Linked DNA regions of Mus musculus: region 2 is linked to region 1. Evidence: chromatin contacts called from ENCODE Hi-C or POLR2A ChIA-PET data. All regions are on one chromosome and are shown on one strand. Each heading gives the region's core, a stretch centred on a gene start or an enhancer-like site at or near the end of the contact. The rest is flanking DNA. Distances are from core to core; before and after follow the strand shown.

What was found. Hi-C counts contacts between places; a loop is a spot of excess contacts on that map. ChIA-PET counts read pairs that join two places held with the same protein, here RNA polymerase II (POLR2A).
Region 2: a loop to region 1 is called in a map of heart, with 9 times the contacts of the local background. The contact joins two enhancer-like sites. A Hi-C loop is called at or near these places in 17 of 37 maps with a recorded cell type or tissue (CH12.LX, Patski, T-helper 2 cell and 4 more). POLR2A ChIA-PET finds 5 or more read pairs at or near these places in 4 of 5 experiments (Patski and embryonic stem cell).

Annotation. Positions count from the first base shown.
Region 1 is chr15:38,372,188-38,375,710 of GRCm38, forward strand. No RefSeq gene overlaps it. Among named protein-coding and RNA genes, the nearest start is that of Gm41306, 7.9 kb to the left of the region's middle. Within about 2 kb of position 1,761, at least 3 of the 3 ENCODE cell types and tissues checked have a DNase peak (open chromatin) inside an H3K27ac peak, as active enhancers do; they include gastrocnemius, heart and left cerebral cortex, where a contact is called at or near this core.
Region 2 is chr15:38,467,438-38,470,960 of GRCm38, forward strand. No RefSeq gene overlaps it. Among named protein-coding and RNA genes, the nearest start is that of Gm41308, 4.0 kb to the right of the region's middle. Within about 2 kb of position 1,988, at least 3 of the 3 ENCODE cell types and tissues checked have a DNase peak (open chromatin) inside an H3K27ac peak, as active enhancers do; they include gastrocnemius, heart and left cerebral cortex, where a contact is called at or near this core.

The DNA.
Region 1 (3,523 bases), core at 511-3,010:
GCATGGAAAGACCGTTCGAGCCTTCAATCTGCCAGTGTTTCAAGACTCTCCAAGAAGTGGAATTCAATAAAGAACATTTCAATATTTGAGGAGGGTTCATTCCACGACCCCTGAGCGTACCAAAGCCTGAGGGTGCTCAGGTTGTTCTATAAAGCTGGGTATGCGCATGTAACGGATGAACTTCCTCCACTTAGATCACCCACCGCTGGAGTCCTTCTTAGAAGGAGAACAAAATACTCCCGGGAGCAAATATGGAGATAAAGTGTAGAGCAGAGACTGAAGGATAGGCCACCCAGAGACTGTCCCACCTGGGGATCCATCCCATATACAATCACCAAACCCAGACACTATTGTAGATGCCAAGAAGTGCATGCTGAAAGGAGCCTGATATGGCTGTCTCCTGAGAGGCCCTGTGAGAGCCTTACAAATACAGAGATGGATGCTCACAGCCAACCATCTGATGGAGACCCGGGTCCCCAATAGACGAGTTAGAGAAAGGACCGAAGGAGTTGAAGGGGTTTGCAACCCCACAGGAAGAACAATATCAACCAACCAGAACCCCCAAAGCTCCCAGGAACTAAGCCATCAACAAAGGAGTATACATGTCTCCAGTTGCATACGTTGCAGAGGATGGCCTTGTCATGCATCAATGGGAGGAGAGGCCCTTGGTCCTATGAAGGCTCTATGTCCCAGTGTATGGGAACTGAGGGGGAGAAGGTGGGTGGGTGGGTGGGTGGGTGGGTGGGTGGAGGAACACCCTCATAGAAGCAGGGGGAGGGAAGATGGGATAGAGGGTTTGGGGTGGGGACCAGGAAAAGGAATAACATTTGAAATGTAAATAAAGAAAATATCCAACAAAAAATAAATAAAACGTCTCTAGATTACCTTGAATACTTAAACAGTGCAGATGTCATGTGAGCGCCTTTTATTCTGTGATGAAAGATGAATAAAGGTTCATACTTTTTTAAAAAAAGATCAGCATTAATATTTTTCAGTTATTTTGTACTCAAAGCTGAATAGCCCCTGGGGAACCTTAGACACACGTAGAGTTCAACTGTACTTGGGCAACATGTGTGACCACAGGTCTCTTTCATTCCTGACCGGCCTTGAGGAATGAACATGCTCCTCAGAAGTGTCCTATGGTATAAGGCATTCAGCTTTGAGGTCACAAGATGGGACTGTCAGCATAGGCTCTGCACCTAAGAGCTGTGTGGCCTTAGACAAGTTGGTAATGTCTGTTTCTCCTCTCAGAGTGAAGGCTGGGAATGAAGCTCAGGTATAGACCCATCTGGTACTACACACAGGTAAAGCCCATCTGGTAAATGGGAGAAATAACAGTATAGTCCTTGTCAGAGTTCAATACACCGTTGAAACACTGAGGGCAATTGCTTGCACTGGACACCCCCATTAAAGGTGTGGGTTGGGAGATCCCGAAGTCTTTCCATAGTTATGCGACATGTTGTCGAGCTCTGTTCTTATTACTTAGAAATAAATCTCAGATGATGCTCAGAGACTGTGACGAAAAGAGACAGGGACCAGTGAGACACAGCCCGAGGACAGAGACAAGGCCCATTTCATTCCGAATGCTCAAGGAAGCGCAGAAGAAGGGTATCTTGGGGATAGAGAGGGATGGGAGGGATGCGCACCCAGCGTACCCTGCCTCCAGGCTGTGTGAGCAGGCACACAAGAAAGCTCCCAAGCAGGCATGCAGGGACTGAACTTGGCCCAGGGCCCAGCGTTGCCTTCCGGGGGTGACCGCTGCGAGGAAGGGCCATGTAGAAAACCTCCTGGGGCCGCCTCGGGCTGACGTCAGCGCCTCGGGACCGCTGGGGCTTCCAGAGCTGCAGCTAGGGAATAGGACGTCTCCGCCCTCCTCTTTCCCCCGCCCCGCCCGCCTTCCGCCCGCCTGGTCGTGCAACCTCCTTAAAGTGAGGACTGGTGGCTGGTGGCTGTACTGGGGAAGGAAGGGTTTCATTGAGGTCACCCAATAGAGGCCACGCCCACACTGGGACCTGTGCTGTTCAGATTCCTGCCTTCCAGCGTTGAAACTGTCCCAGAAACCTTGTGTGTCTACCTTCAGGTCTATCACACTTTCCTAATTCTTCTGACACCAGGGAAGTATGGGCGGCCACAGGCATTGAACCCCAAGATAACTCATTCAGAATGCAACCCATAAGGCTCAGCATCAATGCTTTAGGTAAAGAAGCACAAGATTCTCTGTTCACAGCCGGGCATGGTGGCGCACGCCTTTAATCCCAGCAGAGGCAGGCGGATTTCTGAGTTCGAGGCCAGCCTGGTCTACAAAGTGAGTTCCAGGACTATACAGAGAAACCCTGTCTCGAAAAACCAAAAAAAAAAAAAAAAAAAAAAAAACCCCAAAAAAAAGATTCTCCGTTCACATGTCCAGTTGTCCAATTAGCTTCCGAACACCGGGATAAAGGAGGAACCATATAACATCTTAGATTAAAGGAACACTAATCTCACATTTCTCAAGCTCACAGTTTCCCTAGTTCAGTCTCCCAAGTAGTGATATGTCAGGCCGGTGCCACCAGTCCTGCCTTTTTGTCTTTTCTAAGAGGTTGGAGGCCGCATCATCCTGGTAAGTAAACCTCTCCGGCTGCTTCGGCTACTGCCTCTGTGACTTCGCCAGAGCTCTGCTGGAGAATTCAGATAGGACCTTTGGACCACTTGGCCCGGCACCTCCTAGTCTCTTTCTCCTGCCAGGGTGGGGCCTCCCAGGGCTCAAGGCCTCAAGCTAGGCTCTTCCTTTTTCTTGGCAACTGCTAGAAGTCTCCACAGCTCCTGGCCCAGCAAGCCCTCCACTGGCTGCCTAAGAGGGTGTTTTGATTGGCTTTGGCTGGGATGACGTCACCCTCCCCAGATTTTGGGAGTGTTCCCACTTTCCACAGCCCCACCTCTATCCAAGGAGCTCCCTTATGGTCATCTTTTCTCTATGGGCCAGTTGTCCCAGTGGGTGGGCCTGAGCGTTGGAATTCCCCATCCCTCTGGAAAGGCAATCTTTTCTCCTCACCCAACACTCCTTCCACAGTGACTTGCCCTAGCTTTACACAAAGTGTAGAGTCACACATCTTATTAGGCCTCTCCTCTTACTTGAAACAATCATGGGCTGAGGAGATACTCAGAGAATACAGAACTTGTTTTACAAGCAGGAGGTTCCGCGTTGGGATCCCTATCAGCCTCATAAAAGGCTGGCTCTGCTGGATATCTATCTATAACCTATCTATTCAGGGTCTATCTATTCAGGGACCGAGTGATCCACTGAGGATCACCGCAAGCTTGCTCACAACTTCCGCAAACCTGCGCACCAGAGCTCCTGTGCATGCGCACACAAATCACATTGCCTGCTACTCCTTTGACACGTTCTCGTTTAATCTTCATAGACTGTGACAGGAAAATTGACACCCTCAGGTCACAGAGGAAGAAATGAACACTGAGCGAGGCTCTGAAACTGCTCAAGCCGAGCAACTGACACGATGGCCTCAGGAGCCACCCCTAGGTGTCT
Region 2 (3,523 bases), core at 738-3,237, 95 kb after region 1:
CATGTAAATAAATAAAAAAAAAATAACAGAAAAGCAAAAACCATGGCTCAAAAAAAAAGCACATGGCCCAAGGTGACAGCGCTTGTTTATGAAGGGACACTGCCTGTCTACTTCATTAGATAGTCAAGTCTGACAGCAGAATTCTAGTGGGGTGGCAAACACTAAGCAGGGACCCCAACCCTTCGGAGGCAGACCTGTCCCCTCAATCATCACTTCTAACATCTGTGGCGATGTAGACTTTTGCCATGTGACTATCAGAAATTCAGTTGTCTCATAGTTTTTGTTTGTTTGGTTTTTTCGAGACGGTTTCTCTGTGTAGCCCTGGCTGTCCTGGAACTCACTTTGTAGACCAGGCTGGCCTCGAACTCAGAAATTTGCCTGCCTCTGCCTCCCAAGTGCTGGGATTAAAGGCGTGCACCACCACTGCCTGGCCAGTTATCTCATAGTTTATCTCAGCCTTAACACACTTGTTCTTGAGAAGCCCTTTATTGTGCATACGAGCAACTGCACTTTTACATTATTATTACTATCATTAACAGTATTATAGAATAATACTGTTAATGATAGTAATAATAATAATAATAGGGGTGATGGGGTCTTGCATATGCTGAACCCATGATTTCCTAGTTAGCTACAACCTAGCCCCAGGAATCTTATAATTAAAATTTAGTAGCACCCCCACCCTCCCTTCATTTTCAAGATGTAGACTTACACTGGCCCTTTACCACAGCTAGTGAGCTCAGCGGGCCAGGCTCACTATGCTCCTGAAGGGCTGAGTATCGGTGAGGTGCAGCCACATTGCACTGGCTCCCTGCCCTGGATCCAACTACATAGGTAAGCATCTAGCTCTCTGATTTGATTGGTCACTGTGGTCAACGGTGAAGTGGAAAATGCTGGGCTGTTTGATCAGACAAGGAAGAGTTGGTGGGGTTCAAAGGCCCAGATAAGGTTGTCTTGTAAGCAGTCACAGCAAAGAGGAAGCTCTGTCAGAAACAAAGAATGCTTCCAAGGGCAGATTGCAGGCAAGAGGGGGCCAGAGCTGGCAGCTAACTCACTTCCTCCAGGAGGCCCGGCAAGAGTGAGCTGCACAGATGAAGTTCTTTCTTCTCGGAACATGAAACACAGCAGGGCAAGCCAGGCATGTTAGGAGTCATGTGGAGGTCTCAGGGCCATTCAAACTTACTGGAGCAAACAGCTCTACACAGAGTAGGTAAGTGTCACCTGGGCTGGGCCCAAGGCAGAAGTGGGAGAAGCTGCTTCCAAAGAGCTTGGGCTCTGAGCCTGGATAATGCAGAAGCTACAAGTTGTGCAGTCTTTCTTACACCTACACTTGATCCAAAGCGAACCCTCAGTGATCCAGCCCACGATGTTCCCTGAAGGGCGACCTAGGGCCTTGACCCCTCCCACTTTCCAGACCATCTCTGGACACTATTTCTTCCTCTGATGTCACGTCTGGTCCCAGATCAGCAAATTAGACACCTTTGTTTCCCAAGAGCTGCCATTCTTAAGTCTTCTTCAGGAAAAAAGAAGAAGAAGGAGGAGGAGGAGGAGGAGGAGGAGGAGGAGGAGGAGGATGAGGAGGGTGGGTAGGGGATGGGGGGTGGGGGAACACTTCCTAGAAGTCTAGTTCAATGCTATTTCCAACTAGATTGGATTGTCAGAAATGAGCCGCCCACCCTTGAAAAGCACACTGGGGAAAAGGCTGCCCAAACGCAGTAGGTGCACCCTGCCTGAAGTCTAGGTGAAAGTCTCCCAGGGCAAGGGGAAGCTCACACAGTCCCTGTCAAGACATCAATGACGTTTTGCCAGGACAGATCCAGACTGGTTCTGAAAGCCCAGCTGTTGTCCTGCTCCTGCCTACAAGGGGAGACACAGACACCTCCCTCCCCAGACTGGCACCATTAATTAAGTGGTGGCTCTGAGAAAAACAGCAAGTGAAATCCAGGAAAGCGGCTCAGCATGAACTCCCGCTGGGGCCCACAGTCTTACTCATCCCGGTCCCAGATGGATCTTAGAGGCGCGGGTCTAGGGGAGAAAACCAAGCGCCTGTAGACATTTGCTGTCCTCCGTGTCCTGGCTCCTCCTCACCCTGCCTTCCTGTTTGCCCTGGTAAGGGAAAACTGCTGGAGTTAGAGAAGCTTCCAGAAGGTGCATGTTTCTTATGGTTTTTCCTTGACTGTTCCATTTCTGGCTGGAGAAGAGTTAGGCCTTGTGCCTTCTGGGTAAGTATTCTACCACGAAGCATCATCTTCTGTCCCCAGAGCTCATGTTTTGCTTTCCTTGTGCCTCCCAGACACAGAGCCGCCTCTCTGATTGGCTACTGGGCAGACGCGGAGGCAGCTCAAAGCACCCAGACATGCCTAGCCTTGCTACCCATTGGAAGGCCAGATTATTCTACAAATGTAGGGCTTCAGTGGAAAGTTTAATCCATCCCCCCACTCCCCACACACACACACACACACACACACACACACACACACACACACACACTCCTAAGAACTAGACCTGCAGTAGGCAAACACTCTACCACCAAGCCACATCCTCAGCTTTTGGAAACTTGCTTTGGGATGAAGAATTAAGTCCTCCAGTGATTTTTTTTTTTTTTTTTACATATTCCCATAATTCTTCTCTTCTTTTTCGTGCCTTTCAATCATAGCATTACTGCCCCGATTAACAGGAAAGCCACCTGCCAGCTAATACCAGGGCCTGGAAACGATTTATCTTTGTACATTCATCTCCTTTAGCTGAGGAAGGGTGCCTCCCTACCTCCCCAGTTGACTACAGGGTCTGCAACCCACGGAGAGTAAGGTGAGTGAGGCCCCAGCCCTTCTGGTATGATCCTAAACAAGCAAGGCCAGGCCCCCAGCAGTAGGCCTTATTCAAAGCTGACCCCAGCAAAGGGCTGGAGGCCAAGTCTCAGCCTTAGTGGTCCCCTGGCACCCAAGGGCTGAGAGAGGTCTCCCAGGGCAGTCCATTTCCTGCTTCTAGAAACTTGGCCTGGGGCCTTTCCCAGCAAGGACCCGCCTTTCCTCTCCTCCCGCCCTCGGGGCGGATCTAGCCTCGCCACCCAGGGCGGGCTGCAGCTTGTGGCCCGGGGCAGCGGGCTTCCAAGGCGCCCAGCTACCCCGCGGGGTGACATTGGCCCTCCCTTCTCCCTCGGCCTCATGACTTCTGGTAAAGGCCCCGTTAGTCCCCACCCACCTCCCACCTCCGCCCTCCGCCGCAGCCGGACTGGTGAGGACCGCGCCTCCCCGGGAGGCTGTGCTCTCCCCCGCCCCTGGCAGCAAGCTGCGCTTCGGAAACTGTTGACTCAGAGGGTGGCCTGGCGGCCAGCGTCTGATGTCAGCCTGGAGCCCGGCCGCGCCGGGGAAGCCAAGGAGATGCACGGTGCGGGTGCGGGCGCCCGGCCCGGTGGGCGCCGTAGGGACGGCGCTGCAGCGAAGCTGGCGGGCTGCGGCTGCCGGGGCGCCCGTGACTCACGATGCGTCACGGAGCAGATGCCCGCAGCGGCTCGAGGCTCCCG